Linked DNA regions of Homo sapiens: region 1 is linked to region 2. A link is a contact called in ENCODE Hi-C or POLR2A ChIA-PET data. All regions are on one chromosome and are shown on one strand. Each heading gives the region's core, a stretch centred on a gene start or an enhancer-like site at or near the end of the contact. The rest is flanking DNA. Distances are from core to core; before and after follow the strand shown. Region 1 holds the start of ATP5MC1 (ATP synthase membrane subunit c locus 1). Region 2 holds the start of EIF1 (eukaryotic translation initiation factor 1).

Region 1 (7,592 bases), core at 3,006-5,505, 7.2 Mb after region 2:
ATTAGGCAGGCGTGGTGGCAGGCACCTGTAATACCAGCTACTTGGGAGGCTGAGGTAGGCGAACTGCTTGAACCCAGGAGGCGGAGGTTGCAGTGAGCCGAGATTGCGCCATTGCACTCCAGCCTGGCAACAAGAGCAAAACTCCATCTCAAACAAAAAAGAGAGGCCGGGTGCAGTGGCTCAAGCCTGTAACACCAGCTCTTTGGGAGGCCGAGGCGGGCAGATCACGAGGTCAGGAGATCAAGACCATCCTGGCTAACACGGTGAAACCCCGTCTCTACTAAAAATACAAAAAAAATTAGCCGGGCGTGGTGGCGGGCGCCTGTGGTCCCAGCTACTCGGGAGGCTGAGGCAGGAGAATGGCGTGAACCCGGGAGGCGGAGCTTGCGGTGAGCCGAGATCGCGCCACTGCACTCCAGCCTGGGCGACAGAGCGAGACTCCGTCTCAAAAAAAAAAAAAAAAAGAAAGAAAAAAAAAAAGAACTTTTGCTTTGGACCCAGACAGACCTGGGTTCAAAGCACCTAGCACAGTATTTGTCATATAATGAGGTATCGATAAATGATAGCTTATAACACTAACACAAAGAAAGACTGGATAATCTGCTCAGAAGATACCAGTTATGTGTTGTAGCCATGGTAGTGAGCTCAAAACTCCACTCTCCTTTTTGTTGTTGTTGTTGTCGTTGTTGTTTTTGAGATACGGTCTCGCTTTGTTGCCCAGGCCAGTGCAGTGGTGCAATCAGAGTTCACTGAAGCCTTGACCTCCTGAGCTCAAGTGATCCTCCCACTTCAGCCCCCTGAGTAGCTGGGACTACAGGTACCTGCCATCACACCGAGCTAATTTTTTTTTTTTTTTTTTTTTTTTGGAGAGATGAGGTTTCGCTATGTTGCCCAGGCTGGTCTCCAATTCCTGGGCTCAAATGATCTGCCCACCTTGGCCTCCCACACACTTTCAATTATACCATGCTAGCAGGATATTTTAAATCTCCACATGATATGAAAATGTGCTGGCCCAGCACAGTGGCTCACGCCTGTAATCCCAGCACTTTGGGAGGCTGAGGCAGGTGGATCACCTGAGGTCAGGAGTTCGAGACCAGCCTGGCCAACATGGTGAAACCTTGTCTCTACTAAAAAAAAAAATTTTTAAATTAGCTGGGCGTGGTGGCCCGCACGCTGCGGTCTCAGCTACTCGGGAAGCTGAGGCAGGAGAATGGCTTGAACCCAGGAGGCGGAGGTTGCAGTGAGCCGAGATCTCGCCACTGCACTCCAGTCTGGGCGAAAGAGTGACACTCAGTCTCACAAAAAAAGAAAAAAGAAAAAAAAAGAAAATGTGCTGGGCACGGTGGTTCATGCCTGTAATCCCAGCACTTTGGGAGGCCAAGGCGGGCAGATCACGAGGTCAGGAGTTCAAGACCAGCCTGGCCAACAGAGTGAAACCCCATCTCTACTAAAGATACAAAAAAATTAGCCAGGCATAGTGGTGCGCACCTGTAATCCCAGCTACTCAGGAGGCTGAGGCAGAGAATTGCTTGAACCCGGGAGGCAGAGGTTGCAGTAAGCCGAAATCACGTCATTGCACTCCAGCCTGGGTGACAGAGCAAGACTCTATCTCAAAAAGAAAAGAAAAGAAAAGAAAAGAAAAGAAAATGTTTTTCTGGCCAGGTGCAGGTAGCTCACATCTGTAATCCCAACACTTCCAGAGGCTGAAGTGGGAGGATCCTTGAGGCCAGGAGTTTGAGACCAGCCTGGACAACATAGCAAGATCCCACCTGTAGTCCTAGATACTTGGGAGAGTGAGGAGGGAGGGTTACTTGAGCCCAGGAGATTAAGGCTATAATAGTGAGGGATGATTGCACCACTGCACTCCAGCCTGGGCAACAGAGTGAGACCCTGTTTCTAAAAACAAAAAAATTATTAAAAAAAAAAAAGTTTTCTTAAGAGTCCAGACTTGTGAATTGCCAGATTAGTGTAATTTTTAAAATATGTTTCTATTATAAAGTACCCATACTCATAAAAATATAAATCAATTTATTACACCCTCTAGAATTCACTATTAATTTTCAACATTTTTTTCATTCTTTTTCCATGCATATTTTTTCACAATTCTATGCATAGTTTTGCATTATAAAATATTTCTCAATATAAAATCTTCTTCAAGGCCAGGCGCAGTGGCTCATGCCTGCAATCCCAGCACTTTAGAAGGCCAAGGCGAGCAGATCACTTGAGGTCAGGAATTCAAGACCAGCCTGACCAACATGGTGAAACCCCTTCTCTACTAAAAATACAAAAATTAGCCGGGCATGGTGGTGCGCGCCTGTAATCCCAGCTACTTGGGAGGCTGAGGCAGGAGAATTGCTTGAACCGGGGAGGCAAAGGTTGCAGTGAGCAGAGACCGCACCACCGCACTACAGTGTGTGAAACAGAGTGAGACTCCGTCTCAAAAAATAATAATAATAAAAATAAAATATTCTTCAAAAACATGGCCGGGCGCGCTGGCTCACGCCTGTAATCCCAACACTTTGGGAGGCTGAGGCGGGCGGATCACGAGGTCAGGAGATCGAGACCATCCCGGCTAACACGGTGAAACCCCGTCTCTACTAAAAATACAAAAAATTAGCCGGGCGTGGTGGCGGGCGCCTATAGTCCCAGCTACTCCGGAGGCTGAGGCAGGAGAATGGCGTGAACCCGGGAGGCGGAGCTTGCAGTGAGCCGAGATAGCGCCGCTGCACTCCAGCTTGGCAACAGAGCGAGACTCCGTCTCAAAAAAAACACATGATTTTATTTCCTGTTTTATTTCTGCTTATTTCATCAAGTGAAAATATCATAACTTATTTCACCTTTTACTGTCAGTGGAACATTTACTTGTTTCCAATTTCGACAAACTCTGCAAATGCACATCTTTTTAAAAGAATCTGCATTTCTGATTCTTCAAAATAAATTCCTAGAAGTGATATTACTGGATGAAAAGTGGATGGAGAGCTTAAAGGCTCTTAGTTACTCAAGAATTACTGGGTCAAAGAGGATGGCCCATTCACAGCCTTTGAATAAAAATAAATATTGCCAAACTGCTTTCAAGGAAGGTTTTCTAATTCATCCTCTCACCAGCAATATAGGAGAGCGTGTGGCTCACATTAATAAAAAGAACTCTGCTGTTTTGAGCAGTACTAAGCGGAGCGTTTAAACTTATATTTCTTTGATTAGGAAGGCTGACATTCGTTCCTGCAATTCATATTTCTTCCTTACTGAATTGCCTGTTCCTATCCTTTGCTCGTTTTTCTATAGGGATATTATTTCATTCTTTCAGTGTTGTTTTTACAAAATAAACAATTTTTTTGTTTGTTTTTTCCCCCGAGACGGAATCCTGCTCAGTTGCCCAGGCTGGAGTGCAGTGGCGCGATCTCGGCTCCCTGCAACCTCGGCCTCCCGGGTTCAAGCGATTCTCCTGCCTCAGCCTCCCAAGTAGCTGGGATTACAGGCACGCGCCACCACCATGCCCGGCTAATTTTTGTATTCTTAGTAGAGACGGGGTTTCACCATGCTGGTCAGGCTGATCTCGAACTCCTGACCTCAGGTGATCCGCCCGCCTCGGCCTCCCAAAGTGCTGGGATTACAGGCGTGAGCCACTGCACCCGGCCCAACAAATGTTTTAGAAAGCCATCTGGATGATAGTCCATGACTGCTGAACACCGGCTGAGGTCCACAAAACTGCGCTCACCGCTTGGGGACTTTCCAGCCGGCCTTTACTCTCCATGGAAAGCGGTCTTTCCACAAACCTCCACGGTGGGAATTACTGCAAAGGCATCGGCTCTCCCGGCCTAGAATATCTCGCGGGATCTCAGCTGTCCTTGGGCCCCCCCCCTCAGCGCAACTACCAATCCCAACATGCAACGCGCCCCGTGGCCCAAGCGCCCGAATGAAGGCTCGGGGCCAAAGTCATGTGTCTGACTGCGTCACACGTCCCGTCATCTCTCCCACGCCTTTTTCTTCAGCGTACACCTTGGTCGCCATCTTGTGCGCGAGGTTATGGAACCTCTGAGTCCCGCCAACTCTATGGTCGAGCGTTTCAGGGATCGGCCAATCGTAATCCAGATCTCGTAGGAAAGCCCCGCCTCTATCCGCATGGAGGCGGGAATTGCCACGAAGCTCCTGTGGAGGGAGAGGAAGCAGCTGCGGAAAGCCAATAAGAGTGGGGAATCGATGACGTCAACCAATGGGGACGCGGGGATATTACGGCCAATGAGAATGGAGAAGGTCCAGGACACGTGGGTGGGGGAAGCTGAGCGCTGAGACCAAGGGCTAAAGCTGGGAGGTGAGTCTGTCACCTTGAGCCGGGCGAGCGCTGTGGGCCAAGCAGGGGTTGCAGGGTAGTAGGAGTGCAGGTGACTTGGGGCCGGGAGCCAGCAATAGGCAGGGTTGTGGGCTGGGCAGTGTGGAGGGGTATTTCCCCCCAGTGCTGGGAGAGGCTATGGCAATCTAGATATGGCCTTATCAATGAATGTTAATTACCAACGGTAATGAACGATTGACTGCCTCGGCTGGGGCGGGTCGGGGACTGCTGTGTAAGATGGGCAGGATCCTGCGCGACACCTGCCCAGTATCCGCCTCCAGTCTTCCCGAGAGACCATTCCCTTTCGCAACATTTCCTTCCTGGGGCTTGGGCACATTTCCTTGACTTCCGATCTCCATGACTTTGCTTTGAAGACCCACTGCTCTGTCCCTCTGACCTCTAATGCCCTCCTCAGCTGGGGCACGGTGCAAGGAAGAGCGTGGTCTAGGGAGGACGGACGGGGGTGAAGGGGACGACCAAAGGTCGTCATTATAAGCAAACAACCAGGGTCTCAGTGGGATTATTATTACTATTTTTTCCCCCTCTGCAGACTGAAAAAATGCAGACCGCCGGGGCATTATTCATTTCTCCAGCTCTGGTAAGGTGCCGCGCCGCAGTGCTCTGTAGTACCAGGTGTATGGTGTGGACGCCATCAGTGTTTAATGAATGAACCCAGGGGAGCTTGGCGTCCTGATGATGTAGGCTCTTTGAGGTGGCTGTAGGATGTGATGAAGGTAACCCCTGTTTATCTGGGCCTGTGAACCAAGCTATCTTGGCTTTGGAATGTGGTCAGAGAGTCTGGATTTGATTTTTATCCCCAGTCTGTCCTGGCCATAGAGACAGCCCACTAAAACAGTGGTTTTCAACAGTGGCTGCACGTTAGAATCATCCAGGGAACTTTTTAAAATCCTGATGCCTAGGCTGCACCTTAGACCATTTGCATCAGACTTTGGGAATGGGGGTGGAACCCAGGCATCTGTATCTTTTAAGACTTCTCCAGATGATTCCACCGTGCAGCCAAGTTTGAGAACCACTGCACTAAAAATTATTTCAAAAAAGCCATGTTACAGATGGCTCTCCTTGGATGGCTATTCCAGTCGGTTTCCGGGGCTGACTGGCCCACTCCATTTAGGGTGTGTAGCTGTGAGTGTATTTTAGCAGAATAAAATTTCCCCCATCTGATTACTTGGTGATCTGGGTATAAACCTTTCCTGTACCTGCTTTGGTATTAGTGTGGGTTCTTGTTCCATTCTGAGAAGCTGATTAAAGCTGTGCCCAAAGAAGTGAACTTTGGTTTGGTTTTGAATGGTGAAGGTTGCCACTGCTGACTATATCAAGCTATTGAGACAGCTGTCTCTGGGGCAGGCCTATCTGATAGGAACAGGAATAAATTGACCTTGAAATACATTGAACTTATTCTGTTTATGAAATCTGTAGTCATTTTTGACAGCTCAGCAATTAGGATTTTTTTTCCTTGACTGATTTGGTAGGATGTGGCTTTCTGATTTTACAGATCCGCTGTTGTACCAGGGGTCTAATCAGGCCTGTGTCTGCCTCCTTCTTGAATAGCCCAGTGAATTCATCTAAACAGGTAAGGGAGGAATAGCTCTCTTAGGAATGTTCCCAAGGCCCAGGATGGTGGCTCACACCTGTAATCCCAGCTCTTTGAGAGGCTGAGGCGAGAGGATCACTTGAGCCCAGTTGTTCAAGACCAGCCTGGGCAACACAGTGAAACCCCATCTCTACAAAAAAAATAAAAAAATTAGCCATGTGTGGTGGCATGTGGCTGTAGTCCCAGTTACTCCAGGGCTGAGATGAGAGGATTGGTTAATCCCAGAGGTCGAGACTGCTGTGACTATGCCACTGCACTCCAGACTGGGTGACAGAGCAAGACCCTGACTCATAAAAACCCATTAATTAATTTTTTTTAAATCAAGGAATGTTCCCAGACAGGGGTCCTTCAGCTTAAGTTGCCTTTAGACCAAAGTGGGAGGAGAGTTGGAGAATCTGTATGCTTTAATAGTTCTAAGTCCCCCAAGGTAAGCCTTGTAGGTAAGAAACTTATAAAAGTGAGGTGTGCCTAACCCATGAAATTTCCCTAGTCCTGTCTGCTGTCTGACAACAGACTCTAAGACTAATTCCCAGCATACTCTGCAATCAGAGTATTCTGCATTTACCAGGCAGTTTGCCAACAGTTTCAGAGCTCAGGTGGGTGGGGTGAAGGAGGTAGAGTCAGCCACCTGTCCTTATGCCATACTATCTCTCTGCTATCTCGCCTGCCTTGCTTCTCTTTCTAGCCTTCCTACAGCAACTTCCCACTCCAGGTGGCCAGACGGGAGTTCCAGACCAGTGTTGTCTCCCGGGACATTGACACAGCAGCCAAGTTTATTGGTGCTGGGGCAGCCACAGTTGGTGTGGCTGGTTCAGGGGCTGGCATTGGAACCGTGTTTGGCAGCTTGATCATTGGCTATGCCAGGTAAGTTTGGGTGGTCTACAGCATCTCCCACTGTAAATTCCACCCCGTTTGGGGAAGCCTCAGCTGGAGGAGCTCCCTTCAGGAGCCTTCAGGTTGATTTCATCTACATCATAGTTTCTCCAGAGAAAACATGCATCCAGCCTGGCTCACTTAAACTTACCAGGTTGGCCCACTCTGCTTGTCCATCCAAATCCCCAGGATCTGTGCAGGCTAGGCCCTCTCCCAGGAGTAACAGTCCCCATTCACCTCACCCTCCTGTGTCCTCCCCTCCCCTCACCCCTTCCTCTCCCTCAACTGGCAATGATCTCTGTCCCTCCCAGGAACCCGTCTCTCAAGCAGCAGCTCTTCTCCTATGCCATTCTTGGCTTTGCCCTGTCTGAGGCCATGGGGCTTTTCTGTTTGATGGTCGCCTTCCTCATCCTCTTCGCCATGTGAGGCTCCATGGGGGGGTCACCGGCCTGTTGCTACTGCAACTCCACACCATTCTTGGTGCTGGGGTGTGTTAAGCTTTACCATTAAACACAACGTTTCTCTAAACCCCTGTCTGTGCCTCTGTCCTTTGACCTTCAGGAGGGCCTTGGTAGAAGGGTGAGGAGAGGGAATTTGCTCAGCCATGGGTGATGGGAACTCCTCAGGGCTGAGAAGGAGCACTGCCATGACTGTAAGAACAGAGGGTTCTCATGTTCTCCCAGGAGGAATATGGGTTTGTCTGAGTAATGAGATTTTTGCCTTTTCCCTTCAGATTTATTACAGTTGGCCATCTGTATCCATAGGTTCCATATTTGTGGA
Region 2 (6,917 bases), core at 675-3,174:
CAGAGGCCTTCTCTGACCACCCCATCTGAAGGAGCCTGGCCCTTTCACATCACCCTGTTTACCTCCTTTTTGGCACCTCTCACAATCTGTCATTATCCTTTTTTTTTTTTTTTTGAGACATAGTCTTGCTCTGTCGCCCAGGCTGGAGTGCAATGGCGCCATCTTGGCTCACTGCAGTCTCCTCTTCCCGGGTTCAAATAATTATTGTGCCTCGGCCTCCCGAGTAGCTGGGACTACAGGCACACGCCACCACGCCCAGCTAATTTTTGTATTTTTAGTAGAGACAGGGTTTCACCATATTGGCCAGGCTGGTCTCGAACTCCTGACCTCGGGTGATCCGCCCACCTCAGCCTCCCAAAGTGCTGGGATTACAGGCATAAGCCACAGCGCCCAGCCTCATTATCTTATTATTTGTTTAGTGGCTCTCTCTCCCGCTGGCCTTCAACTCCACAAGGGCAGTGACCCTGACTGTCAGGGACATAAACCAGCAGTCCATGGGCATGCATATTTTTGTTTGGCTTGCAGTGTTGTATCAAAAATTCAATTTATTCCTGTAATCCCAGCACTTTGGAAGGCCGAGGCAGGCAGATCACCTGAGGTCAGGAGTTCAAGACCAGCCTGGCCAACATGGTGAAAACCCATCTCTACTAAAAATATTTTTAAAAAACTAGCCGGGCGTGGTGGTGGATGCCTGTAACCCCAACTACTCGGGAGGCTGAGGCAGAAGAATTGCTTGAACCCAGGAGACGGAGGTTACAGTGAGCCGACACAGTGCCACTGCACTCCAGCCTCGGCGACAAAGTGAGACTCTGTCTCAAAAAAAAAATCAATTTATTGGCAATATTTAAAAATCAAGAGATTTTATGTAAACACCTGGATTTCCTGGCACTCTTGAAAAAGATCTAGCACAATGGGCTGGAGGTGAGCGGCCACTGCAGCCCGTAGTTCTTACTCCAGCCCCCAGTCCACCCCATTACATCACACTTGGCTGTTTGCACTCCTTGATCCTACTTACCTGCCTATCCCCGGAGGCCTTTGAGTCTAAAATTCCTGGTCTCTTTTCACCACTCTACTTACCCCTACAACTGAGTGTTGAAATAAATAAACTGAAAGCAAGAAAGGTTGACTGTTTTGAAGGAAATATTTCATCTAAACTCTAGGAAGGCTCTACTCCACACAAGCTGTGCCACATGAAGGACGCCCTCTGGTGCCAGAATTATTCTCGGGGGGGCCCAGAACCAGTTACTATACCTTGAACTCATGCCAATGAGCTGGGCACACTTTTTCCTTAGATGGATTAATCTAATCTAAATGAAAATTTTAGATCGGATTAACCCACTTTAGAATAAATCTAAATGGCAATCTAAATTATGCGGTTACCGTTTTGATTATATTATTGTATGTTGATTAATCAAAGTGCCGCCCTAAATCCCGCTGTGACTCCGTGGGTAGTAGGGTGGGTAGGTAGGTGGGTTTGACACAACGGGGATTTCTCGTGTTTGGGAGGCTCATCATCTAAATCCTCTCTAAGGAGTGTTCATTTACCATATGAAACTCCCCTTTTCGAGAAGACAGGGATGCAACAGGGTCAAGAAGGTGGAACGTACCAAAGGACACAGTGCGTAGGCGCGCTCGAAACCTGGGCCGGTATTCTCGGCACCCAGACACCGTCCACTCGCACTGCGCAGGCTCCGAGACAGATCAAGCTTTCCCTCCCCCTCCCAGCTCTCCTAGAGTCAAGAGGACGCCCTCCTGCCGCAGACTTCCTGCGCAAGCGCCATCCCATGTCCCCGCCTCCAAACCAATTGGAAGCGGCGCCGCCTGGGCGCTTGGGGCACGACGCTGTGGGTGGGGTCAGGACGTGAGGGCAGCGCGCTGGCGTCAGAGGCGCGGCTATATAACTAAACACAGGCACCGCCCCTCTGCCCCAGTCACTGAGCCGCCGCCGAGGATTCAGCAGCCTCCCCCTTGAGCCCCCTCGCTTCCCGACGTTCCGTTCCCCCCTGCCCGCCTTCTCCCGCCACCGCCGCCGCCGCCTTCCGCAGGCCGTTTCCACCGAGGAAAAGGAATCGTATCGTATGTCCGCTATCCAGAACCTCCACTCTTTCGGTAAGCTATGGGAAAGGTCGCGGGCCCGGGTGGGGCAGCGGGGCCTTCCGGGCCCGGAGACGTGTTCCGGGAAGTTGCCAAGCGCTCCGGGCCTTCGTAAGCTCGGGCAGGGGAAACTTGACCAGGGTCGCAGGGCAGCGGGATCAAGGCCTGGGCCCCGGGGTCGGACCCTGAGCGCGACCGGAAGGAGCAGGCGGTAGGTCAGCCCTTGGGCGGGCCCGGCGTCTCAGTGGCGCATTTACTAATGGCTCCTGGGCCTCCTCGGGCCACACCCGCCCCTCCCGTCACCATTGCGTCACGTCCGTTACGTCACCACCCGTTGTCACGGATCCGGAGGGAAAGGCGGTGCCAGCCCTAAGTGGCAAGCGGGTGCACCAATGGGGGTGGGAGGCTTAGCCCCGCCTCGGGAGCTCGGGTTCCGGCGGGTTGCATCAGCTGGGTGGGGCACCGCCTGGCAGCCCGGACTCCCCCGACATGTGATCGGCTTCCCAGGGAGGGCGGGAGGCCCGGGCGTTCCCCGAGCCTGGGGAAGCTGGCCGTCCCGGACTGACCTGCTCGGGGAGAGCCAGCAAAGGACACATTCGGCCTGGCCCAAGCCCTGACGATTTCAGTGTTGTTTTCTGCACGCGCAAAACACCTGGGGACCGAGGGGATGGCAGTGGCATCCTATCTTTGACAGCTCTGAACGAGCTTAACCTTTTTTTTCAGACCCCTTTGCTGATGCAAGTAAGGGTGATGACCTGCTTCCTGCTGGCACTGAGGATTATATCCATATAAGAATTCAACAGAGAAACGGCAGGAAGACCCTTACTACTGTCCAAGGGATCGCTGATGATTACGATAAAAAGAAACTAGTGAAGGCGTTTAAGAAAGTAGGTCTTCAGTGAGATTTTGGGAAAGTCATAATGGATTTGTCCACAAGGGGGTGCCAGCTGTGTTGTATGTATTGTTAGCGGAAGGGGTGATAAATGCGTTCATGCTCTTGCTAGGCCTAATTCGTTTTCCTTTGTGCTTGCAGAAGTTTGCCTGCAATGGTACTGTAATTGAGCATCCGGAATATGGAGAAGTAATTCAGCTACAGGGTGACCAACGCAAGAACATATGCCAGTTCCTCGTAGAGGTGAGTTCAGTCACTACTTGATTTGTGCCTCTCTGCTGGCAAATCTCAGATCCTGTCTGTTAGCTTCTGCTGGGGACATAAAAGTTGGCTTTGTAAGGCTGAGCAAAACCTCAGTTGGGTTTTAAAGTACATAGACTTATTTCTGTTTTATAGGAAAAAGCAGAAGGGACTTGTCTACCTTTGGTTTACTGTTTCTGTGGATCTACTTCACAGATGCAAATTTGAATAGCATATAGATGCATTGTAAAATAAGCCAAATGCTGGGTTGTTCCTGTATTTGTAAGGACATGAGTTTTTAAAAATGAATTTCCTGAGTATTAATACTAAAATACTGTTACATGATCAGCTCTTGATATAATTGAAGAGATTTCAGATACCTGATGAGTCTCATTCTCACACTAATTCAGAACCTTGGAAGGCACTGAGTGTTCAAAAAAGGTAGCTCTTAACTGAGGACCCTCTGTTGAACCATTGTGCGCACCCCTGGCTCTTGGGCAGTGTAGTAGCAGGAAGACAGGGTTGTTGCCATTAGAAATGGAGGCTTTAACTCTCCCTGTCCCCCATTTAAAACTTTGCCCTTTTGTCTTTTCAGATTGGACTGGCTAAGGACGATCAGCTGAAGGTTCATGGGTTTTAAGTGCTTGTGGCTCACTGAAGCTTAAGTGAGGATTTCCTTGCAATGAGTAGAATTTCCCTTCTCTCCCTTGTCACAGGTTTAAAAACCTCACAGCTTGTATAATGTAACCATTTGGGGTCCGCTTTTAACTTGGACTAGTGTAACTCCTTCATGCAATAAACTGAAAAGAGCCATGCTGTCTAGTCTTGAAGTCCCTCATTTAAACAGAGGTCAAGCAATAGGCGCCTGGCAGTGTCAAGCCTGAAACCAAGCAATACCGTCATGTTTCAGCCAAGCCCAGAGCCCTAAGATTACAAACAACTATGGCCGGAACCTCCTCAGCTCTCCCTCTGCAGAGTTCCCTACCCTAAGAGAATGTTACCACCTGAACAGTCCTCGGTGAATCTGAGAGGAGAGGATGGGGTAAGGCAGAAGCACCAGCTGTACTACTAGAAGGGAGCTTTTGGTGGTAGATCCCCTGGTGTCTCCAACCTGACTAGGTGGACAGAGCTCAAAGAGGCCCTCTTACCGCTAGCGAGGTGATAGGACATCTGGCTTGCCACAAAGGTCTGTTCGACCAGACATATCCTAGCTAAGGGATGTCCAAACATCAGAATGTGAGGCCAACCTTCTATCAGAGTTAAACTTTTGACAAGGGAACAAATCTCAAACTGATCCATCAGTCATGTAGCTAGCTGTAGAGCTTGCAACTTAATAGCAGCAGCTGCCCAATGCCATGTGAAGTAACAAACTGGTTTTTGGTTTTTTTTTCCCCTTCAGTTTTAATGTTATGTGTAATGTATTTAAACCCTTATTTAAATAAAACTTGTTTTCAGAAATACCTGACTTGCAGATTATTTATATATAGTCGATCTTGTGCATATAAAGGAACCATAGAAATGGGCAGTGGAGGATTCGTCCACACCCACAGCTTCTCAACGGGCCTGAATTTGGCCAAGAAAAACCTTTATGAGCTTGTCCCTCTCTGGTCAACTGGTTTTTTGTTCGTTTGTTTTTTGAGACAGGTTTGCCCTTGTTGCCCAGGCTGGAGTGCAGTGGCACAATCTCGGCTCACTGCAACCTCCACCTCAGGTTCAAGCAATTGTCGTGCCTCAGCCTCCCTAGTAGCTGGGATTACAGGCACCATGCCCAGCTAACTTTTGTATTTTTAGTAGAGACAGGGTTTCTCCATGTTGGCCAGGCTGGTCTTGAACACCTGGCCTCAAGTGATCTGCCTGTCTTGGCCTCCCAAAGTGCTGGGATTACAGGCATGAGCCACCATGCCCAGCAGGTCAACTGTTTTTGCAAGCATTTAGCCAGAGTCATGCTGTGCTGTTAATCAGTGTCCTGGAGAATGGGTTGCTTGGAAATCTTGGCGCCCCCTCAGTAGTAACAGCCTTGGTTTAAGGGCGCAGAGTGGAGAGTAAATGCAAGGGCTATAACAAGGGCATTCATGCTGTGGGTTAAGATCCACAAATCGCTAGGAATGTGTATACTCTGGGTAGTAAGTTTGTAGTATTAGAAGGTTTAATGACAAGTATTTGAAGAGCTGAAGTTAAGTGTTGGGAGGCCATCCCTTATGAAGGACAATGAATGGCAAGTAAAAGACCAAGTTCTGTTCCTGGGTCCATTAATTTAGTTAAAAAGGCAAAGTTCTTTCAGCACACATATCTGCATGCAGTCACGTGCTGCCTAAGGATGCTTCATTCAACAATGAGCCTCACAGCCGTGCTACACAATAAGATTATAATACTGTATTTTTACTGTACCTTTTAACATTGTGTTACAATGGCCTACAAGAAGCTTGTGTGGATGGCTTTGAATGTGGCCCAACACGAACTAATAAATTTTGCTAAAACATGAGTTTTGTTTGGTGACTTTTTTTTTTTTCTTTTTAGTTCATCAGCTATTGTTGGTGTATTTTATGTGTGGCCCAAGACAATTCTTCCAGTGTGGCCCAGGGAAGTGAAAAGATACGACACCCCTGGCCTACAATTTCAGCACAGTAACGTGCTGTACAGGTTTGTAGCCTAGGAGCAACAGGCTGTGTCATATAACCTAGGCATGTAGTAGGCTGTGCCATCCAGGTGTGCGTAAGTACACGATGATGTTCGTAGAAAACACAAAATCGCCTAACGATGCGTTTCTCAAAACATGTCCCTGTCATTGAGTAATGCAAGACTACTAAGTTTACTACCAGCCCATTTTGTAGATAAAGGTACAAGCGGTGAGTTAGGTTAGAGCCCAGGTTGGGAAAGAGCATAGAACCAGGTGAGTTGTGGAGGAGGGCTGGTGAGGTTGAGCCAATGGCAACTGCCCTAAAACTAGGAGGTGATTGTGTTAGAATACAGCAGACTGAATAATTGATAGAGATTTATTTGGCTCACAGAAGTCGAAAGGCATGGCATTGGCATCTGGTGAGGGCCTTCTTACTGCATCATAACATGGTGGAAGGGCTGGACAGCAAATGGGGGCCAAACCTATACTGTTGTGAGCCCACTTCATTCATGAGGGCAGAGGCTCAGGACCTAATACCTTTAAAAACCCCACCTTGGCCAGCCACAGTTGCTCACACCTGTAATCCCAGCACTTGCCAAGGGGGGTGAATCCTTGAGACCAACCTGGGCAACGTGGCACAACCCTATCTCTACAAACAATACAAAAATTAGCCAGGCATGATGGCACACACCTGTAGTCCCAGCTACTTAGGAGGCTGAGGCAGGAGGAAGGACGATCACTGGTGCCCAGGAAGCCAAGGCTATAGTTAGCTGTGATCATGTCACTGCCACTGTACTCCAGCCTGGGTGACAGAGTCTCCAAAAAAAAAAAAAAAAAAGCGCCCCACCTCCCAATAACTGTTCAATTGGCAATTAAATTTCAACATGGGTTTTGGTTTGGGTGGAGCATTCAAACTATAGCAATGATTCTAACCCCAGCATCAGGAGCTTGTCGTGTTAAAGGTCCTACAAAACCAGTCTGTTTCATGAACACAAAATAATTTAGCCTTGGAGCCAACCAAGGCTCCAAATACAGTGGCATTGTTCAAAATATTTGAGTGAATTTTTTTTTTTT

What was found. A loop is a pair of places that touch in the nucleus more often than their neighbours do. ChIA-PET counts read pairs that join two places held with the same protein, here RNA polymerase II (POLR2A). Pooled maps may share reads with other maps.
Region 1: a loop to region 2 is called in a pooled map, with 16 times the contacts of the local background. The contact joins the promoter of ATP5MC1 here to the promoter of EIF1 in region 2. A Hi-C loop is called at or near these places in 5 of 50 pooled maps. POLR2A ChIA-PET finds 5 or more read pairs at or near these places in 2 of 52 experiments (OCI-LY7 and WTC11).

The regions. Positions count from the first base shown.
Region 1 is chr17:48,888,532-48,896,123 of GRCh38, forward strand. ATP5MC1 (ATP synthase membrane subunit c locus 1) reads left to right here and starts at 4,256. Exons shown (of 5, transcript NM_005175.3): 1 at 4,256-4,379; 2 at 4,878-4,925; 3 at 5,841-5,918; 4 at 6,625-6,803; 5 at 7,124-7,340. The coding sequence starts at 4,887. The coding sequence ends at 7,238. It overlaps LOC105371814 (a long non-coding RNA gene), which reads right to left. Exons shown (of 4, transcript NR_135674.1): 2 at 3,716-4,146. RefSeq lists enhancers at 3,072-4,051, 3,689-4,148, 4,159-4,278, 4,859-4,968, 5,009-5,058.
Region 2 is chr17:41,686,961-41,693,877 of GRCh38, forward strand. It overlaps EIF1 (eukaryotic translation initiation factor 1), which reads left to right and starts at 1,925. Exons shown (of 4, transcript NM_005801.4): 1 at 1,925-2,109; 2 at 2,818-2,981; 3 at 3,128-3,229; 4 at 3,822-5,708. The coding sequence starts at 2,079. The coding sequence ends at 3,866. RefSeq lists enhancers at 1,626-2,534, 2,520-2,609, 2,535-3,443 and a silencer at 1,750-2,139.